Linked DNA regions of Mus musculus: regions 2 and 3 are each linked to region 1. Evidence: chromatin loops called from intact Hi-C (ENCODE). Cell type or tissue: gastrocnemius. All regions are shown on one strand.

What was found. A loop is a pair of places that touch in the nucleus more often than their neighbours do. Peaks named below come from ENCODE experiments on the same cell type or tissue, not always from the same donor. Only the 100,000 strongest peaks of a DNase experiment are listed, where the experiment ranks them.
Region 2: it touches region 1 in a loop (2.2-fold over the local background); 5 of 42 quality-filtered maps call a loop at or near these places.
Region 3: it touches region 1 in a loop (1.9-fold over the local background); 2 of 42 quality-filtered maps call a loop at or near these places.

What each region holds. Positions count from the first base shown.
Region 1 is chr6:34,606,974-34,614,973 of GRCm38, reverse strand. All of the region lies in intron 1 of Cald1 (caldesmon 1), which reads right to left. Among named protein-coding and RNA genes, the nearest start is that of Cald1, 12 kb to the right of the region's middle. In gastrocnemius, no CTCF peak of the experiment used is centred here; DNase peaks (open chromatin) are centred at 4,294 and 4,833; H3K4me3 peaks cover 1,682 bases; H3K27ac peaks cover 6,019 bases.
Region 2 is chr6:34,683,331-34,691,330 of GRCm38, reverse strand. It overlaps Cald1 (caldesmon 1), which reads right to left. Exons shown (of 14, transcript NM_001347100.1): 3 at 5,257-5,368. The coding sequence starts at 5,327. Among named protein-coding and RNA genes, the nearest start is that of Gm13861, 33 kb to the right of the region's middle. In gastrocnemius, no CTCF peak of the experiment used is centred here; no DNase peak of the experiment used is centred here; H3K4me3 peaks cover 593 bases; H3K27ac peaks cover 4,697 bases.
Region 3 is chr6:34,655,762-34,663,761 of GRCm38, reverse strand. Cald1 (caldesmon 1) reads right to left here. Exons shown (of 14, transcript NM_001347100.1): 2 at 1,546-1,634. Among named protein-coding and RNA genes, the nearest start is that of Gm13861, 5.8 kb to the right of the region's middle. In gastrocnemius, no CTCF peak of the experiment used is centred here; DNase peaks (open chromatin) are centred at 2,851 and 4,747; H3K27ac peaks cover 2,517 bases.

The DNA.
Region 1 (8,000 bases):
TCAAAGGTATAAACAGGATTCAATGGATAGTTTCTGTTGTTAATTCACAGTCCAAAAACAATTTGAAAGATCAACATATGGATGGCTAACTTTGAAATACTTTCAAGAAAGCAAACACTTCTATGGCATATTTGTTAACAGTAGGTTCCTTTTTTTTTCTTAATGAAGCCTTGATTTCAAGATGTGACAAAACATGGATGCCCCACCCCGAGTACCCCCACTCCCTCTTCCTTCTTCACCACCAGCTAGCTCTTCTACCTCATTTCTTCTCTTAGTGTCCAACCTTTCACAAGTAACATTCTGATGTCATACAAACGTGAAGAGTGAAACTTAAACAGCTCAGCCAAGTCCACCTTTCACGCTGATGTTTTGGTCTCCAACTGTGCGGGAAGAGGGTGATGCAGGGGTGTGCGTGTGTGTGGTCCTGGGATGGTTAGTCTCAGTTGTGGAAAAGAGTACTGGTGTCTTGCAACAGGATGGAGCAGGCAGAGGAATCTGCTGGTGGTCTCAAGGTAACCAAAGACCAGAGGAGACCTAGGGCATTTCAGGTGGAAATCCCTCAAGAAAATGGCTTGGGCAGCAAACATTTGTTCAAGAAAGGGGTTGTCTTGTGTGGCTTTCACTTGTGTGTTAGGGTTCTAACAATAGCTCCACAATGAAAATGTTTAAATTTTTCCACTTAAAACAAAAAACAAAACAAAACAAAACAAAACAAAAAAACACCACACACACATTGATCCAAGGGCCTTGAAAAACAAAGTAAACTGAATAAAAACTAAGATCCATATAGAGTATGGTGTTTCATTAGTAATACTGTAATAGTATCATTTCATTATTTGTTATAAATATAGCATACTAAAGTTAACAATGGATGGAGTTCGGTGCAGGGTATGAGAACTCTGTAATATTCTTGCAACTGAAAACCTAAACATATTTCAAAATAAAATTTTATTTAAAGAATAATAAAAAGACCTACCCATATGATTGCTTATGTGAACTTAACCCCAAACACATTCACTGTTTTCCAACATGCTTGTATTCTATATTTTTAGAGTATTTAAAAAACCCGAATGAAATCCGCCATAAGATATTAAAATCACAGCAACTGCCAAGTGTGAGAATAATTCGCATATGTGGCCTCATGTGTCAGAACTTCAAATGCAGATGAAAGACTGAGTGCAGCAAGACTCTGAAGATTTTATTGTTGTTCACTGTGTACATTGGACACATACAAAGCTTTAAGAGGAAGATACACACTGATGTTTGTGTTAGGGAAACATCGTGAATCAGATGCTAACCTGCCTTAACTGTCCCTTTGCAGCAGAGTTTCTTCCAAAGGTGATTGCTAATATGGTGTGTGTTTGCAGTGTCCATGTGCCCTTTCCCTTGTGTGTAAGCACACGGTTGTTCGGGTGCCCATGCGCAGAGGTACAACTGCACATAGAAGCCTGAAGTTGACATCTAAGGTCTCTCTTGACCTCCCTTCACTGAACCTGAAGCTTGCTCATTCTTGCTAGCCTGGCTTGCCCTGGATGATCCCAGTCTCCCCATCCTGAGCACTGGAATTCCTGGCAGAAGGCACATGGCACAGCCGCCTTGCATTTATGTGGGTACTGGGGATGCAAACTCTGCTCTTCACCCACACATGGCAAGTGCCTTGTCCACCGAGCGGCCTCTCTGGCCCACACCTGTCACCACTGATTGTTAAAGACAAGAGTAAAACCAGAACCTTAATGTTGTGTATGCATTGAATTATGTGCTTTGAATCAGCATATGGTAGGCTGTAAACACATGCAAGTCACGTGCCAACTAAAAAAACCAAAACGTAGGTATATAGAGGAAATGATCTTAGTATCAGCAGTGACAGTGTAACCCTCTGTGTTTTCTAGTTCTCTGTACTAAGCATGCGTTGCGTCTTTTTCACATTTTTTTAAACAGGTAGAAAGAAGAGAAGCCTGATCCTGGAGTAGGAGCCCCCCCCCCCCCGGCCCCCCAGACAAAGGAGTCTGCTGAAGCTGTCACATGTGGGATAGCTGCTGGAAACCTCAGATGTGGAATTTCAGTCCAAACTGAATTCTATTCGACTTACTCCCACCGCCCAAGCCACCCGGGGTCTTCAGATTACAAAGGGAAAAGGATAGAAAACCATGTCTGGGCTTGAAGACACCATGCTGCATGGAGTCTTTTGCTGTGAAAGCTCTTTGCTCCCTATGCGGGCATTACAGGGAAGGGTTAGGCTAAAGAACATTCACGGAGTCGGGTACAGAGAAGACAGGAGGGTCATACAGCTGTGGTGAGGAGGAAGGTCCTTACCCAATAGGCCATTACCTGGAACCTGAGCCCACTGCAAAATGTGAGCCCAGGCACCAAAAGCTTGACCTTGGCCAGGGACACCTTGAAAAGGAATTATCAGGGTGTAGCTACTCCCAGTGGAAAGAACAACTGCTGTATTTTTAACAGCAAGGGTAAAAGCCAAAATATGGAGAGACATGGACGTTTAATGAAATGGAAAAAAAAATAATAAAACAACCGCCAAACTCCTACCCTCCTCACTTCCTATTTGTACTAACACAGATGGGCAGGCAGCTCCAGGCTAGCTGATCCTATGTGGTCAGATCGCAGGCCGAGGGACAGACATTTCTATCCCACCAGCTCTACAGCTGCATACCATCCCTGGAGACTATGGGGAAGAGCTTTGTATCATCGATCTCCATACAAGGATATTTGTAAACAACATGACTAGAGCAGAAGGTGGCCCGATGGCCACAGGACATTTGCAACCATAATCTCAATGGGAGAAGAAATAGAAACCAGGAGGAGAGGACACCAGGGGGAAGAGTGGGAAGAGGTCTAGGAGGAAAGGAACAATTTCAACAGAACCCATTTCCTTCCTAAATTACCTTATCTTACTGCCTCCTTCATTCATTAATTTTAAGGATGCTTGATAAAAGAAGAGGAGGAGGAGGAGGAAGTTTTTTGGTCAAAATCTCCAAGTAAGTACCTAACAAATGAGAATGGCTCCGTGCAGCTGACATAGTTGTGGGCCATTGAGTACTTCAGACAGCTACTGACTGATTTTTCAGTAACTGATTTTTTCCAAGGACTCATGTTCTTGTTTCTCCCCTCCTAGCTACAGGGGAGCTTAGAATGTCCTTGGGCAACTGCAAGTCTAACATAGATCTTGACAATTGAAATGATTTTTCAGAACAATCTAGAAATTGCCCAGGACTGGTCACAAGTGGAATCCCATTTGAAGAGCTAGGCAGATGGTGTAGTTAGTAGACTGCTTCCTGTGTAAGCATGAGGAATTGAATGTGGGTGCCTGTTTCCTGTGTAAAGAGTCAAGCATAGCACCCCACACCTGTACGATCAGCACTGGGAGGGCAGAGACAGGTAGACCACTACAACTCCCAACATAGTTGAATCAGGGCACTCCATGTTCAGTAAGACACCCTGTCTTTAAAAAAAATTGTGGAGAGCAAACTGAAGAAGGTAACAGCTGTTGACCTCTGGCCTACACACACACACACACACACACACACACACACTTAGAGACTTAAGACTATTAAGTTTATTCTATATTTTTTGCCTTAAAAGTTTATTTCTACCCATGTTAAACCCACAGCAGTCATTGCACACACAGTTTTAAAAGGATAATCAATGTAGACCACTAGGACATAGTGAAAGCAATACAGTTAGCTTTGACTATATATTTTTCTATTTTTAGGCCATATATCATTATCATTTTCAACTCTAGTGTGCACATATGTACACATACAGAAAGTATGTCCTGTGAGAGCCAAGATACACATACATAATAACTGTACATGACAGCTCTAGGCACTTTTGCAGTGCAGGGACCGCTCTAACCCCAGAAGGTGTACAGACGAGTTGCAGCTCATAGGAGACCATAAGCAACTTGTCACATCGGTGCTCCACTCTCAAGTGGTATATATAGTGTAACTTTGACTCAAAAGGGAAAAAAAAACCCTAGAAAAAAATTACATTAAACAAACAAAAGCAAAAGGTTGTTCCACACAGTGGGGTGTGGGAGCCAGTAAGGGGTGCAGAGAGAGAGATGAGTTAGAATGGAAACGTGAAAGTCTCAGAATAGAAGTACTTTTAAAGAAAGACACAGAAACAGTGAGCAGTCAGAAGAGGAGAGGGGCTTAGGGAGGAGAGAACCTAAACTCTAAAGAGGATGACCCTCCCTCCCAGTGCGCCTGGGCACTCCCAGCCTGTGACTGCTATTCTAGGGAAGCTATTAATAGCTCTTCCTGTCCCCCAGTTTGGACGACAATTGGCACAGTCACCTCCTCGATAGTTCTGGCCTGAGCCAGAGGACTAATGGAAAGGATCGCAACTGGGACACACATGGAGAAGGAAGGGGAAGAGAGGCACGACGCAGCAGGAAACAAACCGGAAAAGGAGACAGGACACACAAACTATGAACTGTGGCAGAGCAAATGTAGATAAAGCGAAGAGGGCCAGCGAAAGCAGAGCGCGCAAGCATTTATCCTTTAAGCTTAAACAGTGAAGAGACAGGGGAAACGAAGACTCAAAGTGATTCATAACACAAATATGTGTAGGCTCCTAATATTTTCCCCTGTATTGACACGGTTACTGGCCGAGATCAGCCTTTGTAAATTTGACTGAAAAGAGTTCTTGCAGACTCCCCCACAGCCCCTGTGGTGGCTGTCTCCAGGCTGCTCCAGGGTAGCATCTCTCTCTCTCTCTCTCTCTCTCTCTCTCTCTCTCTCTCTCTCTTCCTTCCCCCCCCCCATCCCCGCCTTGGCTCAGCCTTCCCACCAGCCCCTCCCCCACCCCTGATGGCCGCATACCAGACTGTCTGCACTGTGGTTTCCCAGCCGTCCACAGATAGGCCACAGCGAGCGAAGCTGTGCCTCAGTGCGTCATTTCGGAGACCTTTTTTGACTTTTCACCAGATCAGAATTTCATATTGTGAAAGGCTGAAAAGTAAATCTCAAGGGCAAGTTCAAAAGGCCAAGCGACTTCTAGCAAAGCTGCCCCAGACCTAGAGGGACGGCAGAATCCCGTCAGCAGTAGGGTCTTCTGCAACTGGGCTTTCGGAACCCGTGCCGCATAGGTTTCTACCCCGATTTTGAGTTGGGGCATAGTCTGGGTTTAATTCATTCGTTGGGGCTCGAAGCCCTTCACCTCAAACGTTTGGGTCTTTACAGAGACTATCAAGTTAAAGGGCAGTCCAAAGCATGGGCTCCAATACAGTAAACTTTCTAAGAAAGGAGACGGGGACAGAGATGCAGGCGCGTACAGAGAACATGCCACAGGAACACGGACAGGACTATCTAGTTGTGAGGGAACAGGTAGAGCACAGCCTTCCTCACTGCAGTAGAAGGAACCAACCCCGGGGATGGCCTGGCCTTGGCCTTCTAACCTAGAACTGCGACAAAATTGGCTTCTGTTTGTAGTGCTCTGTTACGGTAGGTCTCAGAGATGAATACCCAGGTATAATCTGACCAAAGATGCATGTTAGGAGGAGTTGAAGGGACTGTTTAATCCGTCCCCCAACTTTCTCTGAGGAGACTATGTGTTATCTTAGAGTTATCTGGAATCGTGAGCCTTCTTCGCAGCAAGATTAGACCAGCTGATCTTGAACAGATAATTGTGCCTCAGTTTCTCCAATGAAATTGGCTACTAGACTTGCATTCTTAAGTTCTGATTGTGATTGATTATAAAGTTGAAGAGTGCTGGCACAAACGTGCTGAATTGTGGGGAGTGGGAGTGGCTACCAAGGCAAGGGGACCCTAACTTCAGCTGGGCAGAGGCAGAGCTCTCAACAGTCCATCCAGTTCTCATTGGGGGGTGGGGGGGCAAGGCAGGGTTTCTCTGTATAGCCCTGGATGTCCTGGAACTCACTTTGTAGACCAGGCTGACCTCGAACTCAGTCTTTTGAACATCTAAATTTGACACAAAGGAACACCTGAAACAGCTACAATCACCGAAACAGCTACAATGTTTGTCCAAGTCACAGAAACCTTCAGAACCTAATTCCAGGGTGTTTCCCTTTGGTCGGGCAGAGAACCCATTTGCTGACATCTTTGGGCTTCCAAGGACAGCCCACTTTTGGTTTCTTCCTAGTTGCTCCAGGTCCGCCTGCCTCTGAGCAGAGCAACTGACTTGAGTCAGTAGTGTAAGGCATGGTGTTTAGTTCTGCTTCCTTATATGGCAGGGAGTGACAGTGTGCTTGTCTGTCTAGCTGAACTGCAGTATGGCTCAATGACAAGTTCTAATGATTGCTTATGGAAACCTTGTGCTCTGGCTTCCTTCACTTTCCCAGGAAGACAGAACAGACAGCCATAGGGTTGGAATCAGGGAGTGGCACTGATTCCTGCTATGCCATTTGCCATTTATGTCACTTGGGGCCAGCTATTTAATTTACTTTGCTGTTCTCAGATGGCCTTTGCTGAAAAAGTTGTGACATACAGTGAGCCAGTAGGGTAATGGACAGATTGAAACTTCGTCCTAGAGCCCTAAGGCTTCAAGTCAATCATCCCAGTGCTCTCTCTCTCTCTCTCTCTCTCTCTCTCTCTCTCTCTCTTAACCCCCACCTCCTCATCTTCCTCCTCCCTCCCCTTCTTCGTTTTCTTTCCATTTCCCATTCCAGGTCTAAATTATTGAAAAAAATTCTATCTATCTATAAAAAAAAATAAAAACCACATAGCCTTAGGAACAATAAAAACCCTTTAACCATATTACATAATGAATTCTTCAACTATAAAAGGCAGCTCCAGGCCCATTTATAAGGGTAAAGGAAATGGGTCAGGTGAAGACGATCGTGGAGGCTGTCTTCTGCAAAGCAGGGAGATCCATGCTTCAGAGACAGCCCCAGTTAGAATGCACGCTTGCCAACCTGAATCAGGATGTCCTAAAACTTGTATCTACTGGTCTTTGTCTTCCTTCCTGGAAAGCCCAAACATTAAAGAAATCAACCCTGTTCCTCCCATCTACATGGAGGTCAAGGAGAAGCAATATGAGGAAGTGTGTGGCAAAGAGTAGGGGTTAGAAAGAGAGTCACATGCCTGCAGAGAGCCTCCGTGGGCAAGCACAATAGATTACCAATAACGTGTAGTATTGTATATAGTATCAACCATGTTCAATGTAGTTTGTAATTAGTACTTCTAACATCACATGCGCTTTCATTGGATAGACTCAGCAGATAAAACTGACCATCAGAGGTCAAATAATAGCAGAATATAGTGAGCTAATTAGGAAGGGGTGGATTTTTTTAATATAATATTTTAATATTATATACAGAATAATGAGCTTATATGGTCAGTTTAAAAATACTGGTCATATTTTACAACTAGTTCTCAAAATTCTTGAAAGTTTAACTTTCCAATTTGGGGAGCTACTCTGAACTTGGAAAGAGAGGATAGTGACAGAGAGAGGGCATGCTGGGTACAACGGGAGGAGCTAATCCTTTTTAGCTTCTCTTCCGAAAGCTCTGCCCCGCCCCTGCCCGCCCACCCCACCCCACCCCACCCCACCCCACCCCACCCCACCCCATGCGCACACCGGAAGTACCTGCTCTTGTAAAGCAAACATCTTTCGTGCAAAAACAGAAACTGATCCTAGCTATCTCTTTTTCCGTTTTTTTTTTTTCAATTACATTTTTTAAAAAAAAACGTTTTATTTGTGTGGGGAAGGGGCACGCGTCATGGCGCATGTGTGGCGTTCAGCGGACTACTTGCTGAGTTGGTTTGACCTACCATGTGTATACTGGGAATTGAACTCAGGCTTTCAGGCTTGAGGGAAGTGTCTTTGCCCACTGTACCACCTCACCAGCCCAATCCTGGCAATCTTATTGGACCAGGCCAATCACATGAGAAATTATGCTGTAAAATCTTCAGTGAATGTTGTATGTGTATACCGTGCTCAGAATATGGTACAGTCTTTCTACTCCAAGCCACTGAATGCCAGAAGAGCCTTAAGGTGAACTTTCTGCCCTGCAAAAACAA
Region 2 (8,000 bases), 76 kb before region 1:
TTGACTTTTTTAGGTTGTGTTGTTGCAGAGAATCAAATTAACTAATAATCATTAATAGTGATGTCTACTGTTGCAAAATGCTAAGTGCTGTGTTAATGCTTCCTCATATCTCCTCAGCCTGTAAGAATCTATGAAGTAGATACTTCCGTTGCTCTCATTTTATACAGGGGCAAGCAGAAAACTGGAAGGATTGGTTGTCTTACCAGTGCTCACTCAGCCTTAAGGGATAGGCCGAGGATCAATCCCATAGGCCCTACTGCCAAAACCCATGACCATACCTGCTAAGCTTACCATCTTTGATCATGATACTGCTGAGTGTTCCTTCATTTATATAGAACAGTGGTTCTCAAACTTCCCAGTTCTGTGACCTTTTAAAACAGTTCCTCATGTTGTGGTGACCCCCAACCATGACATTATTTCATTGCCACTTCATAACTGTCATTTTGCTACTGTTATGAATCATAATGTAAATATCTGATATGCGACCCTTGTGAAAGGGTTTTTCAATTCCCAAAGGGGTTACAACCCATAGATTGATAGCTGCTGTTATAGAACATACATACCTATATATCTGTATTTATGTCCTTATGACTTCCAGCTAAGTTTCCTGCTGTGCTGTTATTAGTCCTCATTTACTGGATACATTTTAAAGATATAAAAGATCTCTGTATTAAAGTAGGATAAAACAATGCCTCTGCAAAAGTATGGATCCTTTCCTAAAAGCCTGTGCATCTACAGTCAGCACTAAGTCCAGGAAGATGCAGAGGAAGTGACACAGAAGCAGGTGGCTGCAGTTTTGTGATGATGAGCATGATGCCCTGAGAACATCAGAGATGCCAGGGGAGAGTGAGAGGTGGGGGAGGGGAGGGAGGGAGGGAGGGAAAGAGAGAGGAAGGGAGGGAGAGGGAGGGAAAGAGAGAGGAAGGGGGGGAGGGAGGGAGGGAGAGAGAGAGAGGAAGGGAGGGGGAGGGAGGGAGGGAGGGAAAGAGAGAGGAAGGGAGGGGGAGGGAGGGAGAGAGAGAGAGGAAGGGAGGGGGAGGGAGGGAGGGAGGGAAAGAGAGAGGAAGGGAGGGGGAGGGAGGGAGAGAGAGAGAGAGAGGAAGGGAGGGGGAGGGAGGGAGGGAGGGAAAGAGAGAGGAAGGGAGGGGGAGGGAGAGAGAGAGGAAGGGAGGGGGGAGGGAGGGAAGGAGAGAGAGAGAGAGAGAGAGAGAGAGAGAGAGAGAGAGAGAGAGAGAGAGAGAGAAGAGAGAGAATGCAAAAAACCCAGAAACAGAAAGAGTAGCAGAATAGATGTGGGCAGCTGTTTGTTCCCATGAGGCTAACAAAAGTAAATATTTATTTATTTACACATTCATTTGCTCAAACAGGCAATTGATTAAAATGCCATTGAGCTTGAAATGTATACAAATAATGCCTTTTGCTTAGAAACATCACATTAAGATTTTTCTCTGGTTATGCACAGATCCCCTTCTGCCAACCGAAACGTCTTTCTTATGCTTTTGGTCAAGATCTCTCTAATCTAATATGGTCTTCCTGACTCCTGGCACACTATCCCTACAGGTGACTGTTGGTCTCTACAGGTCTGGGCAGAACCTTGCACTTTATAGATACTCTTTCTATATGTATATGTGCATTTGTTATAGCACTTCATTTATTTATCCAGTTTTGTGGTGCTGGAGATTGAACCTAAAGCCTGAGTATGATGGTCAAGTATTCCAACCCCGAGAAAATTACCCAGTCCTCTGCCCCGAACAGAGCATAGAGCAAAAGAGATGCCTGATAAAATGTGTTGAGAACAAACGAATGCATCTGTAGCCTTGACCCTTGGACCAACTTTATCTGCATTGACTCTACTGCCATTCCGAAGCTGGCATGGCTTCTTTTTATTCTCCATATCCAGATGACAGTTAATTCTTCCCCTGCCTGGCCCTAGGTATATTTTATAGGGCCTTAGAACTGTCTTTTAAAAAAAATGTAAGATTCTGTATTACGTATTTGATTTCAAATCAAGCAATATCTGACTTATTGCAAACAGAAGTAGACAATTCCAAAAGCAAGAGGAAATGACCTCTGATTCCCTTGAGAAAGCACTCATTCCTGTGACAAAGGAAGCCAGGGTCTGGCGTTAAAGGAAGAGGAAGGGACTTGCCTAAGGTCTTACATGCCCTTTGTCCTCAGATCTGAACTATGATTTTTAGATAGCCCTGGATTCCTGGTTTGGCCATCTGTTTCCTGGACACACCCTGAACTTGCCATGGAATCTTGCTGGACCATAAAGTCTAACTTTCACTACTGCCATAAATGATCATTTTACCAAATGCTGATGGAGGTTGACCTAATTCCAGCACAGCAGACCTATACAGTGCCCCTTGAGACACAAACAGGTAAAATCAGTACAAACATAGGGCCATTGTTAAGAACAAGCAGAAATGTAGACAGAAGTGTTGGTTAAGCAATATTTGAATAAAGATGCATGTATTTGTTTTAGGTTATTAATGGCGCCTAATTAAGCTTTGGCATACAGGCTTTTTTACAACCAACACTAACAGAAGATAAATCCTTGTTCACACATCACCACCACCCTGGGAAGCATGAACGGAGCAGCTGTGTGGCCAGTTCTTAGAGTTCTGGCTATGAGAAAATGAAGCTTATTCACCCTACGTCGCAGCCTGGCTTAAACCACTGTGAGATGCTTCTCACTGCCTGTTGGTGTAGAACTCCATCTAACGAGGTGCACACTCTGCTCTGCCATCCCTCTAGCCCCAGCGTTCTTCAGGGTTACTCCTCTGCTCATCTGCTTTCTGTACTCTTGTTTCCTATGAGTCTTTGAGATACAGAAGTGTCTGCTGATCACCTTCGTTTCTCCCATCTCTGTTCAGACACTTCGTCTTGATCAGTCCTCGGTAGGCATTTGCTGGGTAGATTGAGAACTCAAGAATCCAGGAGAATCCCAAGGCCAGTAGCACTGAATTAGGCAGAGGAAGTAGAGGTGTGTTCCTCCTGTCTAGGTGGTGTCCACAAGTCTTCAATGTCCTCTCAATTTCAGGTCTGCTCCTTCCCTAGGTCTTCTCTGTCTCTCTGCTATGTTGCTCCCTGTGATGTTTCCATTATGCCCTTATGATCTCTTACTCTCTCATATGAGCTTTTGGGGGGTGGGGGAGGATATGACTTCAGCTTTTTTTATTGGCAATGGGTTTGTCCCAATGGACCTATCTTATACGATTTTCTCTTCTTTCTGAATAAAAATCCAAGTTTCCTGTCTTCTAACATCTGGGGGGAAATCCCCATGTTGATGTGGTTTCTACCTGAAATTCAACACTATGACCATGACCACCAAGAATAGAGTCTTCTCACCTTTCTCCACTGGAGACGAGGCCGAGACTTTTCTTGACGATGCCTGATAAACATGCATGGAGAATGGATGAAGGCATCTGCAGCTCTGAGCCTTGGAAGCGCTCTATTTTAGGTTAACTTACTATAATAATTCGGAACTGGAGCTTACAGTCTTCAGACTGAGTTGTCCCTGCTCCTGACAGGTTTGCTGATTGCCACGTGGGATCTCTTTCCTCCCTCCGACTGCTCTGATTCAGGCTCTCACGACTGTATGCTTGATGCCAAGTCTCTAAATCTCAGTCCACCGTAACTAACCGTTACCACCACACTCTCATCCCTAGTGAGGGTCCTAAGATGCCCTTCCTCTCAAGCTCCCTGCAGCAGATTCTTTCTCCCTGGAGCTTTGCTTGTCTCGTTTTCACACCTAGTCAGCCTCTCCTACCCCACTCTGTCATTTCTACTGATAAACTGTATTCCTTGCAGTAATTTTAGGTTCAAAGAAAAGTTGAGTGGAAATGGCAAGTCTTCCATGCTGCCCTGTCCCCTCCCCTCCCCAGTTGCAGCCGCAGCCTCTGCCATTATCAGCATCCCATACACAGTGCTGTACTTGTGACTGTGGATAATGTAGGTACACACATGTCATTCCACTTTGATTCCATAATTTGCATTGAGTTCCAGCGCAGTGGCACGCATCTGCCATCATACTATCTCATGGGTGGTTTTGCGGGTCTAACATCCTGTGCTCTGCCTGTGTGCTCCTCCCTCCCTCCCTCCTGTCCAGCTCCTGGCAACCACCGGTCCTTTGGTCATTTCCTTAGTTTTGTATGCTTTAAATTTTTAATTATTAACTATTATTTTAAAGTCGGATAGATACATTTTCTATGTTGGATGCATTCCCCTCTGTCCCTCCCTCCTTTTATTTTATTGACGCTCTGTTTTAGACAGCTTCCGTTTTACTTATCTCCACAATTACTTTTTCCGTAGCATACCACAACTCTCAACAAAACTTCTGTGAATAGTTTAATCTCAGGGTGACAATAGTCTTTCCTTCACTTGGCATTCATATTAATTCCCAGCTATCCAGCCGTTGTTTATTACTTAGATAGGATTGTTATTAATAATGGTTGATAACAATAACAACAGCTTTTCAGTTTTGTACGGCAGGGCTGCGGTAGGTCATTTGTACCCACTATGCTTTGCATCTGTGCACTGGAATTACTGGCATGCAAAACCTTGGGGCTTGTTTCTCCCTGTGAATACTTGGTACGCTTTCCTTAAACTACTGATCGAAGCCACATCATTAGAGGCCACTGTCCTTCTGTCTGAGGCCTAACTAAATGTTAAGATACACATTTCCACCCTCGATGTCACATGTCAATGCTTCATTTTTCCAACCACCTGTCCCCTAAGTCACCACCTCAAAGGCTGCCCCACACATTCCAACAGCTTCCAACAGCCCCCACATCCTCCCCAGTCACTCAGACCATCTGTAGTAACCTTCCTGATGCAGACGGCCAGGCAACGGTTTTTCTAATAAGAATCAAATCTGAGCTAAGACTCTTCTGGGGCTTGCCAAACTGCTTCTGATAGCCAACAGTCAGCATCTTCTGTCATTCCAGTGTTATGGGTGATTTGAAGCCTTTATCTTTATGTATTATCTTTTACCATTACAAATTCTACAATGTTCAGCCTCCATAAATACGAAATTATCTGATTCTCTCTGATCTCCATTTTTCTTGAAATGTGTTTTTTTTAAATGCAAAATTTAGACTTTTAGCAGGAAAAATACTTACACCCATAACTGCTTTTTACAAATAGTTTGATGTGCAATATGGACACAACTGGCCCTTCAGAGGGCAGAGTCCTTGTGATCTGAAAACAAGGTTGCTGGTGATGTGAATATCTGTTATCCTGGATCCTTACCTTTCTGCCTCCAGCCGCATCTCCTCCCTCTTTTGTCTCCTGAGTTCTCTGCGACGTTCAAAATCATCCATAGTGAGGTTTCGGGTTTAGGGAACCCAGATAATATCTTGATCTAAAGGAAAGAGGCGGAGTCAAGATCACCAAGGAGTCATGAGCCCCTGATTTAGTCCCTCCCACCCCACACCATCATCTTTTCTTTATTTTTAAGAAAAACACCTTAGAATACGGCTAAGGCAACCAGTGGTCAATTGCTGACCTCAAACAGAGTGCACCTTCATTCTAAAAGCTATTAAAACAAGTAAGAGTGCAGATTACATTTAAAAAGTAAGAAGGAATCTCAGGAGACAGAAATATTGATAGCATGGCCTCAGAATGGCTGGATGATCCAGCCCTTTGTCTCTCGCTGAACTCCAGACAACACTTACACCCAAATGAACAAAGAACAAGACAGACAGCGAAAGAAAGACTGAGAGGAAAATGGGCAAGAAAAGAAGTATGTGTGTGTGTGTGTGGGGGGGGGGCAGACAGAGGAAAGGAGAAATCAGACAATGCTGCACGCAGGCATCGTTTGCATAGTCTGGAAGTTAGTTAGCACTGTTTTTGTTTGTTTGCTTGTTTGTTTTAAGTATGCAGAAATCATGGGAGAAAAAAAAATCCCTAGGAAGCAGTATTTTAGAAGGCAGCTAAGTTTTGATCAAACTGTCTTCAGAGCTCAAAAATCCTGGCTCTCTCCAGATGTAATCCAACCGTTTGACCCTTTCCTACCTCCTCTGAGATGACTTTGATTCTGGAAGAATTTCCAGCTCTTCAGATGCTGAGCCTGCTTCCGCTGTGTATCTGTGCCATGCAGTCAAATATTCCAGAATCTCCCTTCGGCCCCCAAACCCAAAATGACTCCCAGGAAAGGGGAAGCGGGCTCCTGTCCCCGCTCTGTTTACAGAGCTGTCAGTGGTTAGTTAAACTAGCCTGGAATCTGGCATTTAAGGCGTGCTGGAAGATTGTTTCCTGTGCAGAGCAGGAGGCCTCCACTTCCTCTGGATTCCTAGGCGCTCGCTTGGCTGCACTCAGCTCACAAAAATATTTTCCAGTGCCTTCTATGTAGATGAGCTGAGCCATTTGTCCAGAGCAAGAAAATCGGTGTGGTAAAAACCCCAGAACCATCATAGGATGGCATCTTTGTTTGGAAAAGATTTCAGGAAAAAAATAAAATAAAAAGAATCTGAAATAAATTGGCACAGAAGGTTTTTGCCCTCACCACTTTCATAGTGCATAAAAACAAAAATCAAATCTCAGCCAACAAAAATAAAACCATGCAATGTTTGAGATTTTTCACACTTCCCGCATCCTCTACGGTATTAAACTCTTTATGCATCTTTAGAAACTTGGATTTGGTTTTTTATTGGGAGTTTAAAAAAAAAAACTCTCAATTGTTTTGTTTCACGTTGAGAAGAAGGGTCCCAATACTTTCTAGTCATGAAAGAAAGAAGGTTTCCTTTTGCATTTCACCAAACACATTTTTTCTCAGACCAGATATATCAGAGCATGCTTGAAATCACAGGACTTGAGAGACTGAGGCAAGAGGATTGGGCTAAAGAGTGGGAACCTGTTTCAGAGAGGAACATAAAAAAAAAAATAAAACAAAACAAAACGAAAAAAAAATCCCTCTTTTCTCACCAATGCCCCTACAATTCTATACATTTTCTAGTCTGAACTCTCTATAATTATTAAAAAATAAAACTGATCTGAAGGCTTCTATGAGACCACCTGAAAAGCTTTCTTCTGTCTGCTGTTCTGACCAAGTGCAGGGTATAAAGCAGCCATGGGAATAGTAGACCAAGCTGGTAAAGTAGGATGGGGAAATTCTATTTTCTTCCGTGTGTGTGTGTGTGTGTGTGTGTGTGTGTGTGTGTGTGTGTGTGTGTTGTGTCTGCCTATGTGTGTGCATATGTATGTGTTTGTATGTGTTATAGGACACTCACATATCACACTAATCCTGCATATGTTTGTATATGCATTTACATATAGTTTTTGTTGCATAAAACCACCTCTTATAGCTAGAGAAATAGTTACGAGAGGAAGAACTCTGCCCGTGAGCAAACCGTTCTTGCTTTTTTGTGTGTCAATCCTGGGAAAGCCCCCTCAGAGATGGTTAGTGCTCCTGCCTATCAAACCTTAAACAGTCATTTGCTGCTTGGCAGCCCCAGGGCTATGCTTATACCTGTATCTTGGAAGGGTCAAAGAACAGCAAACAAGGTACCCTGAGCCCTGAGAAGACCAGGAAGGCATTGGTTTGTAGAGACAGCAGTACAGGTAAACAGAACAGAAGCCCCATGTATTTAATGTGGTTGAACATCCCTTCTGGCTCGCCCCCATGCAAGTTCTTTCTTCAATCTGCCCTCCTACTCCCTACCTTTTACTACTTACTTGGAAGCCTGCTTTCTTTCTTAACCATGGAAAAGCTACTTATGATTTGGGTATAGACTATGTATGTTACCTGGGGGAATAAGGGACCACAAAAATGTATTTCTTCATGCAACTCTAAACCAGTGCCCTTGTGGACTACATCCTGTGAATATCTGGTGGAAAGAAAACACATGTGTGCCTTCTGTAGTATGACTTTTGGTTGCTGTGTGTGTTTACTGGGTTTATGTGTGTTTGTATAAATGTGTGCAAATGTCTGTGCACCTGTGCTTATGTGTGTGTGTGTCTTTGTATATGTTTATGTGTGTATTTTGTGTAGGTGT
Region 3 (8,000 bases), 49 kb before region 1:
GTCTGTTAGGTGCCTGAACTTAATGAAACACAGTTGGGAGGCACCTCTGCTGGCCACGGGCCACCATTCACTGGATTTTCCCAGTGCAGCTTTTTTTTTTCTTCCAATTTTCTTATTTTATAGAAGTAGAAATTGTATAAGTTCCAGAATCAAGTGTCAGTGGCATTTTGGGAACAGGTCCACAACAATGGGTACCTCCTTCTCGGCTACTTTAGGACCATAAGGAGAGAAGGATGGGAGTGAGTACTTTAAGAGAGCTGGCGTTGCAAAGGGTGGGGGTATACAGAGAAGGAGTTTGTAGAGTCACACAGTCCAAATACACACAGACACAAACATAGAAATACAGACACACACACACACACACACACACACACACACACACACACACACACACACACCCCTACCCCAAGAGAGGTTTTGCTAAAAGAGAACCAAGGATATGAAGAAGAGAAAGGACCCAGGGTGAATAAGGTACAGCTGAAAGAATCCTGAGACAGTAATTGTCTGAATGGTGCTAAATTTCTGAAAACAAACAAGCAAACAAGCAAACCGAAAGTCAAGAACCAAATCAAACCAAAAACCCTTCTTTGAATTAAGGCACCGCCCCCCCCCTCCATTTCCTTTGTTTTCCACACCCTATCTTAGAAAAGCCCTTCTGTGCTCCTCGAGTGGCTGCTTCTACTGGTAGACTTGTGGTGGTTTAAATAAGAAATGCCCTATAGTCACATAGTCACTGGTGATGTTGTTTGGGAGGCTATAGAACTTTTAGGATGTGGAACCTTGCTGCTGGAGGGCGTCTTTGAAGGGTTGCATATCAACCCCATTTCAGGCTCACCTCCCAGTTTGTTACCCTTGAAATGTGATCTCTCTGCTTCCTGTTCCTGCTGCCTGCTGCTACGTTTCCCTGTCATGATGGACTCTGACCTCTCCCGAACTGTGAGCTAAAATAAACACTTTTATCTACTCATTGCTTTTGACCTTGGTTTATTACAGCAACAGAAGAGTGAGCGAGCCACTTGTTTGAAAGGGTAGGTGATCCATTACTCCTGAAATCGCTAGCCTTTTCCCAACGATGAGCTTAGGTGAGGCAGAGGCATCCTCTTTAGTCCCTTAAGACTACAGTATCAGTCATAGTTAGTGAACAGTTCATGTGTCTTAAGAAATCACACATGAAGTTATACACGGTGGCTTACACCTTTAATCCCAGCACTTGAGAGTAGAGGCGGGCAGATCTCTGTGAGCTAAAGGTTAGCCTGGTCTACAAAGTGAGTTCCAGGCTAGCCAGGGCTTGTATCAGGAACAAGCAAACAAATTACATGTATAAGAAAGAGAAATAACAGAAAGTCAGATTATAAACCAGGAAAGTATTCCTCAAAACCTTGATAAAGTCGATCAGATTCACTGAGTGCTAACTAAACAAGAAGAGGAGTAGCAAGCAGGGCTGGGGTTTTTATGAGATAACTTTAAATGCAAGAATTCAGCAAATCAGGCAGAGAGGTTATATAAGTACTATAAGCAGAGCCCAAAGCAACAAACTCTACTTACACAGAAGCAGTCAGGTGTCTACTTCTGAACCTTTGACTGTCCACCCCCGTGGGTTGGATTTGATGATCTTGAAATCTGTTATTGACTATCTGGAAGAAAATGGAAGATTGAATAATTAAGTATAATTACCTATAGTCAATGTAGAGTATTCATTCATTCTTGTATATTTATTTATTATTTATTCTCTGAGTGTGTGCCACAGTGTAGAGTGGAGGTCAGAGGGCACTTGTAGTCATCCCCTTCTACTGTGCAGGTTCTGGGGACTGAACATGAGACCTCAGGCTTGGAGGCAAGTGAGCTACCCACTGAGCCATCCCCCCAACTCTAGAATGCACATTTCAGATATCGATTCTCCCTCAGGTACCATCATTAGTCGAGTGCTGAAGGAAGAACATAGGCCTGGTTTAGAAATAGCTATTGTGCATGGGGAGATGGCTCAGCAGGTAAAGGTGCTTGCTGAATACAAGCTAGACCACCTGAGTTCAGGTCTCCAGAATCCACATAAAGGTAGAGACAGTATCCCAAAGTCTGTAAGCCCAGGGGCATGTGAGTTGGAGTCAGGAGAATCTCCACGAACTGCCTGTCCAGCTTGCCTGCTGAACCCTGGTCAAAGATGGTGGAAAGGTGGGACTTGACAGGAAGGTTGTCCACCAACTTCCACAGTGTACCACATACATAAGAATAAGCCCCCACATGTATGTATGTATGTATGTATGTATGTATGTATGTATGTATGTATGTATATGGGGGGATTATCATACATTTTCATTTTGAAGAAAGTAAATGTCATGTTATCCTAAATGTAAAGGCAGAGAAGGATGTGTGGCCATACACCTACTCTGACAGGACCGACATTTATTTGCCTACTTTCTTTTTCTCTGTTCCTAATATATTCAGCATTCTTACTTTTTGAAAAAGGGAGTGAGTAAAAGGAAACTAGGGAAAGAAGTATGCTAAATGTAGGTGGAAAATCCTTTTTTGTCCTAGTGTCCTTGTGTGCGTGCGTGCATGCGTGTGCACTGTCCTGAGAGTGAGACAGAAAAACAAAGCAAATAACAAAAGAACTGGGAGAGAAGCCTTTCCCTTTGTGCTCGGGTTGCAGGTCTGCAGATGAGAAATGAGTGGATTTTCTACTCTGTTTCAAGGCAATCCCTGTCCGTGGGAACCATCCCTCACCTTATCACTTCTAGCCAGAGCCGACCGTGCAGTGCCAAGCACAGACATTCTGGCTGACCCTGCTCTGAAACCCTTGCCAAGCTCTCTGCAGACCAAGCTGAGTCTAGACCAGACGTACTTAAGGAAGGAAAAGACTGAGGTAAAGGAAGGGAGGGAGGGAGCTAGACACATGGCGAATGAGCCTGTCGTCCTTCCCCAGTCCCTAGCAAGCTGGTGGCAAACAGCCAGGCGCTATTTATTGCTCCTTTGAATTAAGCATCTACCCAGGCATGGGGAGAAATGGGTTATACACGAAAACTTTCACTATGGGAGAACCAGGGTGTAATGACAGGAAAGGAGAGATTGTCTCCTTGTCATCAGACTCAAAATATTTCCAAATGGATACCACGAAAGGGTTTCAGGTAATGTCTTGCTGCAACAAGGAGCCATTGGAAAGGTTAAATTAGGGAACTTAATAAAATTGGCTGATACTTTATCCAGCATGAAGTACCAGTTGAAGAATTAATTTAACATGTTACCTTCCACTGCTGAATTAGGACCCGGAATGTCAACATTATTATTTCTAGCAAATAATACTTGATCCATAATATCCTTTGTACTCATTATATGAAAGTAACAGTAATAGTTATTATTTATTAAGAATTGTGTTAGCACATCACACACTTGTACTTTATTTGATCACTATAAAAACCTTGTAGGATAAGGATTTAAAAGTTCGCTGTGTTTAAGTGGTAAGTTAAGGCCACCAAGCCTAATGACTCCTTGTCACTTCCAGTTAGGAAGTAGTGAAGCCAGTACTCAAACCAGAGGTTGACAAAGCAGGATAGGTTTGTCTGAAGCCACAGTCTGCTTACTTATTGAGTGAGTACTCTGCTCCAGGACTAGGAATGTGATGATGAACAGAGAGTCTATTTTCATGGAGCTTACATGCTGCTCAACTAAAGCCAATGCATACTTTTGATTAAGTAAACTAAACAACAGGATGTTATAGAGGCTACTGGAGTAGGTAGGGTTAGTAGTCTAGTTTGATCATGTCAGTTCTCCCCAAAGTCCATACACTGGAAACCTAATCCCCAAATTCACATGGAATTTGGAATGGAGTTTTGGGAGCCTAATAATCAAGAATAGACCAGGTCACCATGGTAGGGCCATCATGATGGAATCAGTGGCTTTCTGAGAAAGAGAGACCAGAACACTTGGTATCACACACAACATAAAGGATCTAGAAGCCCTCACCTTGGTATTGACTTTTCCAGCCTTAGAAACTGTGAGAAGCCAAGTGCTGTGTGTGTGTGTGTGTGTGTGTGTGTGTGTGTGTGTGTGTGTGTGTGTGTGTGTGTGATTTTGATGGTCTTTCTACACAGCCCTGGCTGACCTGGACTCATTATATAGACCAGGCTGGCCTCAAATTCAGAGATTCACCTGCTTCTGAACTCCTGAGTGCTGGGACTGAAGCATGGGCCACCACACCCAGCTCAATTTCTTTTCTTTACAAATTACCCAACCTGCATCATTCTATTAGCAGCAGAAAATGTACTGAGACCGATGGGGGAGGATGGTCTTTAATGAAGAGTAGATGGCTAGACTGAAGGTACAGCTCATGGAAGAAGACCCCTGCATAGAACTCTGAGAACAATGTTCCAATAGCAAATACTGGTGTGGACTTTTGTATGCTTGTGATTCTGAAACTCATCCACACTGCTCTGTCCCCACGGGATTTGGGGGTGGTCACTCAGAAGGTGTTTTCAGAAGTGCTATCTTTGCTAGGAGACATGAGGGTCTAGGTAGATGCTAGAAGAGGCCAGAAGAACACCAGATACTTTGTGTTGTGGATAAGGTTGAGAGGCACTTCTACACACTTGGGAACATGAAGAGTGTTTCGTGTGGTCTTACATGTGTTCCATTCAGTCTTTTGTGGTGGATGATAAGACAGAACATTTATCTAATGACCTGCAGAGCAGGGAAAGCTACAGGACGTGATGCTCACAATGGGAAAGGAACGGGAAGCAACTCTTCCAGCCTCGGTTGGCAGGGAATCAGGTACCCATGGAGATGGATATTAAAATAAAATATTTAAAAATAGATCTGTGGAGTTTATTCAAAAATGAGTCAGTGGTAAATAAAACATTAGTACTTGTCTCTGCCTCGCTTGTGTAGTTTAGTATGGAAGTTGGAAGTCTGTTAGAATGGAGGGAATGGACAATTTTAGGGCATTTACATAAACACCAATGAGCAGACAGATCTTGAATGAGTTGCTTAACTATCCTGGTCTCTCGGTTCCTCAGCCCAATATAAAGCACTTGAAGAATAGTTTTTTAAGATATCTTCAACTCATCTGGTTTATATATAGTTATTTGATCTTTTAAGGGAATAAGGGAAAGAGATGTGTTATGAATCCTAACACATGTGGAAGACCTTGTAACTGTGAAAAAAAAGGCCAGTTCACTCTCCTTCCAGGACCACCCAGTACTATCCCATCCCTAACACTTCTAAGAGATGAGTATATTAGAAATAATAACATATTGCATAGTAGTGTCTAGAGCTTACTGAGTGTCTGCTATGTCCAAGGGACTTGGCATGTGTTACCTTGTTCAGTGTTCACCATCTTAAAGTAAAGAAACAGATTCAGGATCATTGCTGCATAGTTAATAATGATAGAGTTGAAATGTAAGCCATAATAGTCTTACTCCAAAGATCTCTCCCTGACTAAACACCGGGAGTTATCATAGTTGCTAAGGCTTTTCTAGAACCAGTTACAAAACCTGATATGAAGCAGGCTTTTGATGAGCTTGTTGAGTGTGTATAGACCAACTGAGGTACCTGCCTAGAGGAGACTAGCTTGGGACAGCCCAATGTTATGATTGGAGACAGCTGAAAAACTTGACTAAAATATAAGATCTCTCCTGAGGCATCAGAAAGCTGCTGCAATAGCCGGAAGCTCAGGGGTCACCATCCCAGAGAGAAGGAAAGCGGTAGAGCTCCCATTACCCCCAAATCCAGTGCTTTCTACCAAGACAGCCACTGTTCTCAAACAAGATGGCATAAGAGGACTGCAAAACCCCACAAGGCAAGGCAGCACATGCTTGTAATCTTAGCAGTGGGGAGCTGAGGCCAGCCTGAGCTACAGTATTGAGCTCAAGGTCACTTTGGCCTATGTTGCAAGAGCTTGTCTCATAACAAAATAGAACACAAAGGAAACACAAAGAGCACACTTCTCTTGTGTTGTCCCACAGAGGTGCACAGCAAACGCTTAGAGTTTACAAGGAGAGTTTGATCTTGGGGCTCTTGTAGATCTTATTTGTGGTAGTTATTAGCTACTACAAAAAGTTCAGAACTCAACTAAAAAGAATCCACTTTACTGTATGTCTATTATACTTTGAGAGAACAAATGAACAACAACAACAACCACAAAAAAAGGATGGGAAGGAAAGGAGGAGAAAGGAGAGGGGAGGAGGAAGGGGAAGAGGAAGAGGAAGGGGAGGAGGAAAAGGAAAGGGAGGAGGATGAAGAGGAAGAGTGGAAAGGAGAAGAGGAGGAAGGCAAGGAAAAGGAATGAGAGAAGGAGGAAGAAGAGGAGGAAGAAGGAGAAAACAAGGAGGAAGGGGGAGAGGAAGAAGAAGAGGAGGTAGAGGAGGAGAAGGAGGGGAAAGGAGAGGAGGAGAGAGGAGAGGAAAAGGAATGAGAGAAGGAGGGAAAAAAGGAAGAAGAAGGAGGGTGGCCATCACCACTTCTTGGGGATGCTATCTTTCTTCCAGTCGGTGATTTTTGTTTTGACTCTTGGTCTGAAACAGGTGGATGTAGGAGTATTCATTTATTTATATCTGGGCCCTCAGTTTTATTCCACTGGGTAACATGTCTTTTTAAATGTCAGTGCCATGCTGGTTTAGTACTAGAGCTCTAGAGTGTAACTTGAACTAAGTCCTAATGATTTACTGCTATGCCCATAGATTAGCATATTGCTGAATTCTCAGCAATGGTGTTAACCCAGACACTGACCACTGGTCAGCATGCAGAGAATGAGGACCTTCTCAGTGCTTGGCTCTAACTGGGGCATCTATATCACACCTCCTCCTTCTAAAGCTTGGGGATTGTTGTGGGAAGAGGAGGGTGGAAAGACTGTAAGAGCCAGAAGCTGTGAGGTTATAAGGAAACTGTATTACAGGATACAGCAGGACAGTTACATGTACAAACTCAGTAGCTGCGCACAAGACCCGTGCACAAGATCAAGCCAGGCAACATCCCAGCATGGAGCAGTGAAGGCTATCAACACCTACATCTAGCCTAGGAGCTACTAGCAATTGCTGGCTGCTGAGAGAGGGAGTTTTTCCCTTAGAACAGTGGTTCTTAATCTTCCTTTTAATACAGTTTTGTCATGCTGTGGTGACCCTGGACCATAACATTATTTGCATTGCTACTTCATAACTGTAGTTTTGCTACTGTGTGTGTTTGTCAGACAACAGTAACCGGAATCTTCAGAGCATCGCCTTTCACTGTAGTCACAGAGAAAGTTACCTTAGTGTCTATCAACCTCAAAGCAGAGAAACTGTGTCAGGCAAAGAATGAAACAATATGGCACTGAGAACGGAGGACATCCATCTGAGAGACATGAGGTTAGACAAGACACCCAAAATTATCATAGTCCGTCAATATAAACTTAGATATACATCTGGCATCAGAGATCAGAATAAGGTAGCAATGATGGCAGTAAGTCCTGGAGGGAGCTTCTGAGTGCCTTTGTTCCTATAGATGCTGACCTCACAGGCATGTCTGCTATGTGAAAATTCTTCACGTGGTTAAGGTGATCATACAGTTAAGGGCTGTATGATTTTCTGCACGTTATATATCATTTCAAGGTTCTTTGTATTGCACGTGCCTAGACCTAAAGGAAACCCCAATCTGCAAGGAGGAAAAATGGAGGGAATTTGTGAGCTCAGAATAGATCAAGTCACAAAGGTCCCGTGCCCTCAGCCACCTATTTTATCAGCAGGAAAATAACAAGGTAAAAAAGAAGGATAAACAATGAGAGAAAGTTCAAGGCAACATGAATCAATATGCCACAGAAAGAGGCTGGGATCGATTTGCTCCATTATTTCTAAATTAAAAGTCAACACTGGATTATTTACCAGTGACTTGGCGACCTTTCCATATTTGTTTTGGCTTGTCATACCTTAGAAGGGAAATACTGAATATCTTTGCAACTGGACCCTATCAAGACAGGTCAAATACAAGGACTACTTCTTATCTAGGATGCTCTGAAACTTCCCAGGCTCTACAGTCAT